Linked DNA regions of Mus musculus: region 2 is linked to region 1. The links are chromatin contacts, found by POLR2A ChIA-PET in ENCODE. All regions are on one chromosome and are shown on one strand. The core of a region is the stretch at or near the end of the contact, and the rest is flanking DNA. Distances in the headings are between cores, read along the strand shown.

Region 1 (5,329 bases), core at 2,033-4,532:
TCTAGTACACACTTTTCTATTAAAGAGCCTCTGTGTTCAAGTTACTGAGCTTGGTACTGTATGAGAAATATTAGAACAAAATTAAAGAAGGCTTTAAAACAGCCACCAACAATCTTCTCCTTCACAGGGGCTCTGGAAATGGTAGAAGTGTGATAGAAAATCCACAGCACTGCACAATTCAGATTTAAATTCAGTGTGCAGCTCTGCGTGAATGTGTCACTCTTTCTGAACTTCGATGGGGTCTTGAGGAGCCCATGTGAAAGCCTCTGGTTTAGCACAAAGGAGCTATTCATTACACTCTCTTCTGCTCTAAGGTCATAGGAACACTAGCCAAGTTCCACAGCTTTCAAACAACACGGCCAGGGTCTTCAAACTGGATCGTTTTTCATTAAAAAATAAAAATGAGATCCTCGGGGACTAAGGATCAGTTGGTAAGTTCTTGCCTAATAGATTCGAAGCCTTGGAGTCCATCTCCAGTACCAAATAAACTAGAGAAGCAGAGGCAGGAGGATCAGGAGCCTAAGGCTATTCTCAGATACCCAAGAAGTTAGAGGTGGTCAAGCAAGCCTTTAATCCCAACACTCTAGAGAGGCAGAGGCAGATGGACCTCTAGGAGTTTGAGGCCAACCTGGTCTACATAGTCCCAGCTCAGCCAGGGCTATAAAGAGAGACCTTGCCTTAATATTAAAATAAAATAAAATAAATAGCAGTCAGACAAGAAAATTACCTACTTAAGAGATTACCATTAACTACCAATTTTCTTCTGTGCATAAATACTATATAGATAATTTTTTCCACCTTCTCCCTTTGAATTTACAACGAAAGTCCCTCCTAAACACTTTAGGACATTAAGAACATTGCAGACTTTTATCACAGATCCTAACACTTCAGGCACTTGTTTTCAAGCAGTCCCCACTGTGAACTTAAGCTTGTAAAAAAGGAAAAGTCAACCCTGTCTCAAAAATCCCCTCCCCTGGGTACCTGGGTACCCACCTGCTGCTGGTATTCTCTTGTCTGGCAGGTGAAGAAGAGCCTTCCTGAACACACAACTCCTGAGGGAGGCAAGGTAGCAACCAGACAAGCCAGGTAACCAGGTCACCCATCCTGCATCAAAATAACTCAGCTCTGAGAGGCTACTTCTCTGTCCTCCTATGGAAACTCATCTTTTCATCAAGGGTTCAGAGTTGATGCCAGTTTGGTCTACAAAGTGAGTCTGGGACAGCCAGAGCTACCCAGAGGAACCCTGTCTCGAGAAACCAAAGATGATTGATAGATAGATATATAGATTATTCCTATTTATTATCTATCTGCTATTTATATTTAGCAGATATAAGAGCCCAAACATAAGAACTAACGACAGGCCGAGCATGTTGAACACCTATGTTTAATTTCAGGCCACCATTATTCCCTTCCCCATTAGCTCACAGGAATATCTCCACAGTACAGTCTCCATTAAGGGCTGCATTTGGAAGAATTTGTTTAGTCTGCCTTATTAAATAACCTTTCCTTAAATTGCTCTAAAAGAAACAGCAGGGTAAAGTCATCCAAAAGCCATTGAAAATCTTCAGCTTGAGAAGTAAATTTGGTTTGGCGCTTGTTAAATATTTACTTTTCTGAGGTAACCATTCACAAATGCAGCCCTTAATTTTTTTTTCTTTTTTTTGGAAGGTCTGTCAACATAAGCTTTGTTTTATGTAACCAATATTCTGGCTAAAATTCACCTCAAGTGCGTCACTGGCAAACAACTAAAGTAACACTACTGGGAAAGGATTGAACCAACTACACCGCACCCTCCACACACCTCCACATCACTACCCATTCATTACTATTTTTAAAAGTATACAGTTTGGGGGCTGGGGAGAAGGCTCGGTGGTTAAGAGCACCGACTGCTCTTCTGAAGGTCCTGAGTTCAAATCCCAGCAACCACATGGGGGCTCACAACCATCCATAATGAAATCTGATGCCCTCTTCTGGAGTGTCTGAAGACAGCTACAGTGTACTTACGTATAATAAATAAATAAATCTAAAAAAAAAAAAAAGTATACAGGTATACAGTTTGGCTCATCCTCAAGAACTCTGCAAAGAGCATAAAATACATATCCATATAACCATAGTAAAAGTAGACCGGAAGGTAAATAGATGAGACAGGAAAAAATACCTTTTAAAATATGTACTAATTAAAGTTTTAGGGGCTGGAAAGATGGCTCAGCAGTTAAGATCACCTACTATGCTTGCAGAAGACCAGAGTTTGGTTCCTAACACCCACATTACATGGCACAACTATCAAGAACTGCTCCAGGGGTATCGAATCCCTCTGGCCTCGGATGGCGCATTCATTCCTGATCACACACATACAATTTAAAGTACAGTTACAAGTTACATAAAATTAATTTACCTACAGACACTAACAAGTTTGATCAAGAAAATTTAGGGTGGAGAAATCAGAGGTTATTCAAGTAGCAAAGCCACTTCATTCCAAAACCACTCCTCCCTTAATATATCTTGACACATCTACAAGGTAAATGTACTCCCGGGCATTGCTGTAGGCCTGAGGCAAGATTTGCTGGCAGCAAGAGCTCCCCACAATTAGACTGGAATTTACTGAGGTTCAACATAGCTTGTCAAAGGCCTAAGGAGGGGGCTCTTCGTGCAGAGAGCCCTGTGGGCCAATCCTTAGCCACCATCTCATCACAGAGTGCACGTCACTTCCTCAATCCTCTTATTTGGTTTAGGACTGAAGAGAAGTGGGGATTGGGGAGGGATGGGTATGATCTGCCACGAGACGTAAAAGCTGCCCAAGGAGCTCGGACTTGGTCCGCATCAGCGCCCCCTCCCGGTGACGCGACCACAAGTTCGCAGTTCTGTCCCCAGGGATCGGGTCCTTCCCTCCTCTTCCCACCCCCACCCCCCACCCACCCCCCGCCAAGCTGCTCGTGGTGCCCCGCGCCCTCAACGCCGCCTTTTCAAAGTCGAGACCTCCAAGGCCCCAGTCCCCTTAGCCGAGTCCCCCGGGGACAGTGAGCCCAAGCCGTGCCCCGCCCGTCCTCACGCCGAGCCCGCCCCACCCCGGGCCTGCGTGGCGCCCTAGACCCGGAGATTCCAGTGTTGCCCCGGCGGAGACTCCAGAACACCGAGTGGGCCCTAGTCGCTCTGGCCCAGCCCCGGCGCGTACGTCGTACCTGACAGCGTCCGCTAAGCGACACTGACTGTACTTCAGCCACGAAGCGCGATGTGGCTGCCCGGCGCGTCAGGTCGTTTAAGACGACGTGTCTGTCCCGCCCCCGCCCGTTCTCTCAGTTCATTGGTTAAGGCGGAGGGCCGCACACCAATCACAAGAGGCTCACTCTCGCCCCACCCACCCGGCCTTGAGCCTCCGGGCGCCAAGTTCTGCTGCCTTCCCCAAGTGCGCAGTCTGCTTTTGTGCCTGTGGCGCTTGAGCTCTGCACTGAACTTGGAGCAGTTCGCTTTCTTTTACCCGAAGGGGAACGGAGGCCCGAAGGAATGGTGGCCTCTCACTGCGTTTCTCTAGCCCAGGGACCTTCCAAAACCTTTCCTGAAAGAGCCTGTTGGGAGCAACATCATATCTTAAATGCTGAAACCACATGACCTTGAACCCTCACGTACCAAAATGACAAAACAGATTACTGATGCTTCTAGTATCATCTCTGCAGCTGTAAAACGCCGCCCGGATGTTATTAACTGTTGTTATAAGTGGTTGGAAATGACAGCTACGCAGTATAGACTTGCCTGCACTCCCTCCACTACCATGGTTAAAACTCAAACCGGAAAAGGATATTGCAGGATAAACACAATCAGAAGGTGCTTAGGTATCATTTTTGTCTATAACGCTCGTTATAAATCAGAAAATATGAAGAGAATAGAAGAGTTATCCAATCCTGTACCAAAAGCTGTAGACCACAGAGGGCCAGTGATTCACTACCTTACACTTCAGGGTCAGGCAGAAAGATTTCACACTCCAGTTTGGAAAGAATGTGTGTGAATAAGAAAGCACAAGGATGGAGGGACTGGCACACCAGGGAGAGCCACTGTCAGTCCACGTATCCAGGGCTAGATGTGGGGTTTCTAGAACCCCAAAGAGAGAGGAGTTTGAGGAAAGACTACTTGGAGGGAGCCAGGAGCCTAAGGAGTCTGTTAAGACTGGTGGTAGTAGTGGTGGTGGTGCACACCTTTAATCCCAGGACTCAGGAGGCAGAGGCAGGTGGATCTCTATGAGTTCTAGGCCAGCCTGGTCTACAGAGAGAGTTCCAGGGCAGCCAGAGGTACAGAGAGAAACCCTGACTTGAGAAAACAAGAGAAAAGACAATCCCCACAAACTAGCCTCCCTAGACACAGAGCAAGATCAGAAAGAGGAGGAAAAGAAAGTGGGATGGGAAAGAGCAGAGGAAATGGTTCAGTAGGTAAAGTGATTGTTGGGCAAGCATAAAGAGACCAGAGTTCAGGTCCCCAGAGCCTACATAAACGCTGAGTGGGCATCGAGACCCATCTGAAATCCCAGCGTTCAGGGAGGTAGAGACAGGACAATTCCTAGAGCTCTGGGTTCAAGTGAGAAACCCAGGCTCAATTAAATATATTTAAATACGTAGGAATCAATCATGGAAGACACCAGACCTTGTGTACCCACACTCATGCAAACACTGGTACACAAACACACCAGACACATGTAAAGACAAACAAAAGAAGACCCAGGTAGAGAGACAAATAGAAGACATTCAACAGCCATAGCAGGGAATGTCTTAGTTGACCTGGTCAGTAGGGGCAAGAAAGTAGTGTGGGCTCAGAGATAGAGCAGTGAATCCAATATCCTCAGGAGCACTGAGCAAGCCTACTGGGCTCATCCTATCCTTGGCTAAGGTCATTTGCCCAGATCATTACTTCATTACTATAATGACCATTAATTACCCTCTAAGGCTCATTATTATGAGTGGATAACTTTATCTTTTTCATTTTTATTCCTTTCATACCACCTACTTCAGTATGATCAACCTCTTGGGGGTTTGACCCTTCCTCCCCTGGGGTCAGAAAGGAACTGCTTCTTTGTGATTCTGCTCTGTAAGCCAGGACAAATGGGTAAAGCCAGGGCCATCTTGTTATGCCTTGGCAAGCAGGAGCAGCTGAGCTCATCAGGAGAACTAAGGGTAACATCAAAACATGTGGCAATCCTTTTGAACTCGCAGGTAGGGTGCTCTTTGATGAAAAGGATTTCATAAGCAAGAAACCTCTGGGAATGTCTGAGTTTTATCACTTCTCACTTATCAGAGAATGGCACTGGGTACAAAGAGCATGATAAAAATTTATGGTTTCCCTCCTA
Region 2 (5,329 bases), core at 1,183-3,682, 260 kb before region 1:
TTCCCCTCCAAACTCCATCTCTTGAGATGACAAAAAGAAAAAAGGAAAATTATCCTCAGTTTTTCTTTAGTTTGGGGGGAGCGGGGGGGAAGCAAACTTATTGGTCAAAACCAACCCAATTATAAACCATTTTTTATTCCCAAGCTACTTTGAACAAAACCATATGTGTGTGTTTGTGGATCAGTCAACAGATCAACTTTGCAAAACCAGTCAATGTCATATTCTGCAGAAGGGAGTCTTGATTTTGCAATGAGACAGCTGACAGGAAAGATCAGTTGGAGAGCAGGGGAGTTCCAAGGGAGACTTTGGGAGAGCTTCTGTACCTCCCGGTTTCCTCTGCCTCACCTTGAGTAGAGGGGACTACAGATGTTCTCAGATGAACTTTTGGGATGCTCACCCTAACCCAGGAAGTGATCCACACCGTCCAGTCAGGAATTGCAGAAAGTGGATGTTCTGAAGACCCAGTCCTCACTTACAGAGGCACCCCACCGGCCCGAACGAAGTAGCAGTTGATAAAAGAGTAACCAGCTCAGAGTCGCTGGCCACAGGCTGTCACAAGGCTTTCCTGAACTTCATTCCTGGAAACTCCATGCCATTAACTTACTCGCCACAGTGAGAGTCCAGCAGATCTATTAGAAGACTTAGGACAAGGTGCCCCACCCCCACTCCCACCCCCAGGTTCCAACCCGGACAAAGCGCGCTTACTAGAGGTGCCCACGTCCAGCCACCAGTAGCCTAGCAGTAAGCAAACCAGCCCTAGCATTGGGTTGCTCGCTCTAGCGGATCCAGACAGGCAGGCAGGCAGGCAACGTGGACACTCGACCACGGTGGGGCAGTCAAAACGAGGGTGCGCGGGACCTCGGAGTCCTAAACGTGAACACAAATGAGCGCAAGCCGGCCAATCGATTCGCCAGAAGGAGAAAGAAGGCGCTTCCCCTGCTCTCCATTCATTCCCTGCACAGTCTGGCTCCCCTCGCCCTGCCGCCATCCAGGATCCCCCGGGCTCCACATGGGCAAGTGCGCCAAGACCCGCTACCAGACACAACGCCCGCTTCCACTCCATTGGAGCACACAGCCCCACGGACTAGCACGCTATCAACATCCTCAGCGTCGCTCCTCGCGTCCGGGCCCCTGCCTTCTCGGCTTCCACCATCACCACCCGCCACCGCCGCCCCCACGGCTTAGCTCAGAGCTGCCTCGTTCTGCTCTCTGCTCCCCAGCTGGCGGGAGACACAGCTGAGACTCCCTAGTCAGGCCGCTTCGGGGACTAGGGTACAGCGACGATGGGAAAAGCGGCGAGTAAAAAAAGTTGAGACTGATCCCTCGGTTCCTCCCAGGCCTGTCCCCACGGTGTCTCCTCGGGAATCTTGCTCCCACAGACGCTGACGCCTGGGGCTGTTCCCCGAGACCCACACGAGCCTTCCCACCCAGAGCGGCAGTGCGGCTAGAGCCCGGATTCCCGAGGCGGCTCCGATTGGTACCCAGAGACAGTGGCAGATGCCCACGTACCTGCCCCAGGCTACGCCTGGAAACTTCCCCTAAAGTGTGCGGGGGAGGGGCAGTGAACACGACTAGGGGAATCCCGGTCCCCAGCTCTGCCTGTGGAGAGCTCGCTCCAGAAAATCGCCGATCTGTCTATTCATTGGCCTTATATCAGTCGTCCTTCCCTCTCAGTTCCTGGCCGACCCAGGGTCGCGCGAATTCTGACTCCTTGGGGCGGTTCTGCGGGACAGCTAGCCGGTGCGTGCCCCGCGGCGTGCGTCCTCCGCCGGCCTCCAGCTGTCCACAGCGCCACCACGCCAGCACCCGGTCCTCTGTCTTGGAGCTCGGACCACATTCGCTCTGTCTAGGGAGGGGGCGTGTGAGCCCCGGCTCCGCCACCGGTAGTCCTTCCCGCAGGGTCCCCAGGCGTGCTGGGCACCTAGAGCACGGCCAGGACCGCGCAGCGAAAAGGACGCCTCCTACAGGGGACCGTGCCTGTAGCGAGGAGGCCTGACCGAGGGGTGCGGGCCCAAACCTGCCGGAGCTCGGCGCGCTCCAAGTTCATTGTCTGCCTGGGCCGCCGCCGCCTCCGCGTCCGGAGCCTCCGCGCAGGGAGTGAAGCTGCACACAGCCCTGGCGGTCCGGACTCCCAGCGCCCATTCCCCGCCAACCTGGGCGAACCCGCAGAGGGGCACCGGGACCCAGAGCCAAACCTCCGCCCGCCGCTACTCGCCACCCCCTGCCCAGTCACCCAGAGCCCAACTTGTACCTGAAAAGCCCAAGACGATCTCGGAAGCCTCTGCAGCTCCGACTCCGCGGGAGCGCGCGCCCAGCCCCGCGCCTAGCACCCCGCACCCAGGGCGCGTCAACCTGACTCCCCGAGCGCTGGGAGGAAAAGTTTGGGAGTGACTTGCAGATGGCGAATGAAACCTCTGAACAGAACCCTCCCCCCGCCCCATGTCGCGCTGACACACATCAGCTCGAGTCTGGAATGCAAGATCAAGGCGTGCGCGCCCTGCTGAGCGGTGGGTTTGGTCCCCGCCCCCTCGCCCAGCAAGTAAATACAGTTTGTGTATTGCGGTGACTCCGACAAGACAAAACCGAAACCTGGTGTGTGTGGCAGTGACCCGGCTACCAGAAACAGTTTTAAGGAACTTGGCAGTCTAGAGACAGCCCATACATTGATATTCAAGGCCACTGACGCGAGTGGTTTCGGCGCCCTCTGTTGTATTTTTGCATTCTACAAAGGCTGCCTAGCTCTTGGGCCCTGTAGGTTTGCTTCTTCTGAGAGGTAAGGTTCTACAGGACCCCGAGTACCACTGCCGCAGTGGCCTACTGGGACTGCTTCAAGGAAAGGCTCCAGTGATCGGCTGTGGGCTGAAGATGAAATCAGTTAACATAAAATATGACACCTTAAACTCTTAAGACTTGTTCGGGACAGCCTTTGGAGCACCAAACCCCAGACTCTGGGGAATAGGATAGAAGCCACAGTCTTGGGTCTGCCCACGTTCCTATGGCCAGAGTCCAGCATCTTCTTTCTTGAAGCAACCGGGAAAATGCTCCCTAACTGTAAAATGCTGGCATATGTGCTAAAGGTGATTCTAGAGAACGGGAGCCCCTTTCAGTCTTGTTTGAGGTTCCCACCTCACCCCCCAAAGTCCTAGAGTTCTGGTTCAGCATCCACGGCGACTGAGTCAGAGGTCACAATCAGAGGGTCACGACTGCAGATAGGAACCCTGGATGACAGGGGAGTTCTTAAAAACCACTGTCTAGCTTCCCAACAAATACTGCCTCTTATATAAAAATCTGCAAAGAAAGATTAATGAAGCAGTGAGACTGCCCTCCCAGTCGGTAGACTGGATTGCTTTTCCCCCCATGTAGACTTGGCTTAGTGATTTGGAGGTCTTTATTATTTTTTTTAAACAAAAACCTTTTTTTTTCTAAAAATACAATGAGCTGGTTTTTGCAGAGTTCACAATTCCCAATAGATAATGATGCCATTTTTCATGGTCTTACACACGTTGTGGCTTTGGGGTTTATTTATTAGCTCCGGAGAAAAGACTGCCTTTCAGTAAGGTTTATATATTCGAGTAATTGCACTGGGACACAGTGCAGGTTGCTGTTTAAGAGGGTGGGTTGTGCAGGCGCCTACAAGCAAAGTCCTGGGCCAGGCAGCTGTCAGACCAGGGCATGCGGCCGGTTTAAGCAAACACAGTGAAGGTTCTTTGGAAACAGCAAGGAGGAAATCCCTTCCTGTAAGAGTGTGTGGAACATGATCCCTGGGCCACACGTATGGGGACTTTCCAATACATGCCCCATTATGGGGATAGCGCTGGGCCCACCCAGATGACTTTCAAATTCAGGTGTCAGAAATCACAGCTGACATGGGAACAAATTGTTTTTAAGTAAAATCCCTGGGCCACTTTGATATGAGTTCCACCAGGACTTTCCAAGGTATTATATATGTTCCTGAGCTTACCTGAAGAAGGGTTTTTTTTTTTTTTTTTAATTTTCCCCCCTCAACATTAACTTCAAAAAATTAGCCTGTTATTCCAAAAAGCTCTGACAACACCCAGTTGCCTCGTGTGAATGAAGACAGGGAGAGAAGAATGGATGGGTAGGTCTGTGAAGACAGCTGGAGCTCAGGCCTTCAGCAATTCCTACGTAAGAGACAAAAGTGGACGGGGGGGGGGGGTGTGCAATAGGGTCCACACCGTTAATTCCAGCACTTTGGAGGCAGAGGCAAGTGGATCTCTGTGAGTGGAGCCTGATCTACAAAGTGAGTTCCAGGACAGCCAAGACTACACACACACAAACAAACAAACAAACAAAACGCCTGAAACAGAGAGAAACAAATACAGAAAGCTTAAGACAATAAGCACACCCATGCCCTCCCCAGACACTCATCCCAGGTTGCCTAGGTTCAGATTCTATCTCCACCACCTACTGAGCACTGCTGAGCAGCTCATGCCATTGAGTTATTGCTCCTAGCTCCTCAGTCTTCCACAGTGGTTACACAAGTACATTTTGTGTCACTATAACAAAATACCTGAAGCTGGGAAGCACTATAAAGAAAAGGGGTTTGCTTACTTCATGTTCCTGGAGGCTCAAGAGTCTATCTGACAGACTCCCAAGGTGGCTCAGTCCATCACACAGCCAGGGGGTGGGGGTGGGGGGAGCACATGTCTCTGTGTGTTCTGGTCTCTCTCTTATAAAGCCACAGGTATCTGATCACAGTACGTCCCACACTTATGACCTTTTTTGATTCTGATTACAGAGCAGAGGCCTCACCTATAGTTGAGTGAAATTTCTACTCTTTAATATCACAATTCGGATTACATTTTACTCTATGCACACTTAGCAGACACACTTCCAAATGCTAACAATGACATACAGCTCCCCAGCCACCACCCCATGGTGTACAGGCTACACCTCTCCACGACTCGACTTTCCACTTGGTTTTTGGGTTGTTTTTTTGTTGTGGTGGTGGTGGTTTTTTGTTTTTGTTTTTGTTTTTTTCTTTTTTTCTTTTTTTGTAATTTGGTTGTTTTGTTTTGTTTGACAATTTTGATATTGAAGAACAACTGAGTCAGAGGTTGCTCTTCCAACTTCTGGCTTGCTCTGTTGTATTTTAGTGGCCCACCTTCTAGAAAGCATATCTTAAAAAGGAGCTTTCTCTTCCAGCAAGGCTCCAGAATGAACACCCATGAAGCAGACCTGAGTTCAGCTTGCACCCTGGAGCCAAGTCACCCCAGCTCCAGATGACTCACACACACCACACACCACACACCACACACACACACACACACACACACACACACACACACACACACACACACGGTAGGGG

Evidence for each region. ChIA-PET counts read pairs that join two places held with the same protein, here RNA polymerase II (POLR2A).
Region 2: POLR2A ChIA-PET joins it to region 1 with 11 read pairs in Patski. The contact joins the promoter of Chst15 here to the promoter of Oat in region 1. POLR2A ChIA-PET finds 5 or more read pairs at or near these places in 2 of 5 experiments (Patski and embryonic stem cell).

The regions. Positions count from the first base shown.
Region 1 is chr7:132,573,116-132,578,444 of GRCm38, forward strand. Oat (ornithine aminotransferase) reads right to left here and starts at 3,283. Exons shown (of 10, transcript NM_016978.2): 1 at 3,180-3,283.
Region 2 is chr7:132,314,796-132,320,124 of GRCm38, forward strand. Chst15 (carbohydrate sulfotransferase 15) reads right to left here and starts at 2,433. Exons shown (of 8, transcript NM_029935.6): 1 at 2,252-2,433. It overlaps Gm10584 (predicted gene 10584), which reads left to right and starts at 869. Exons shown (of 1, transcript NR_028578.1): 1 at 869-3,496.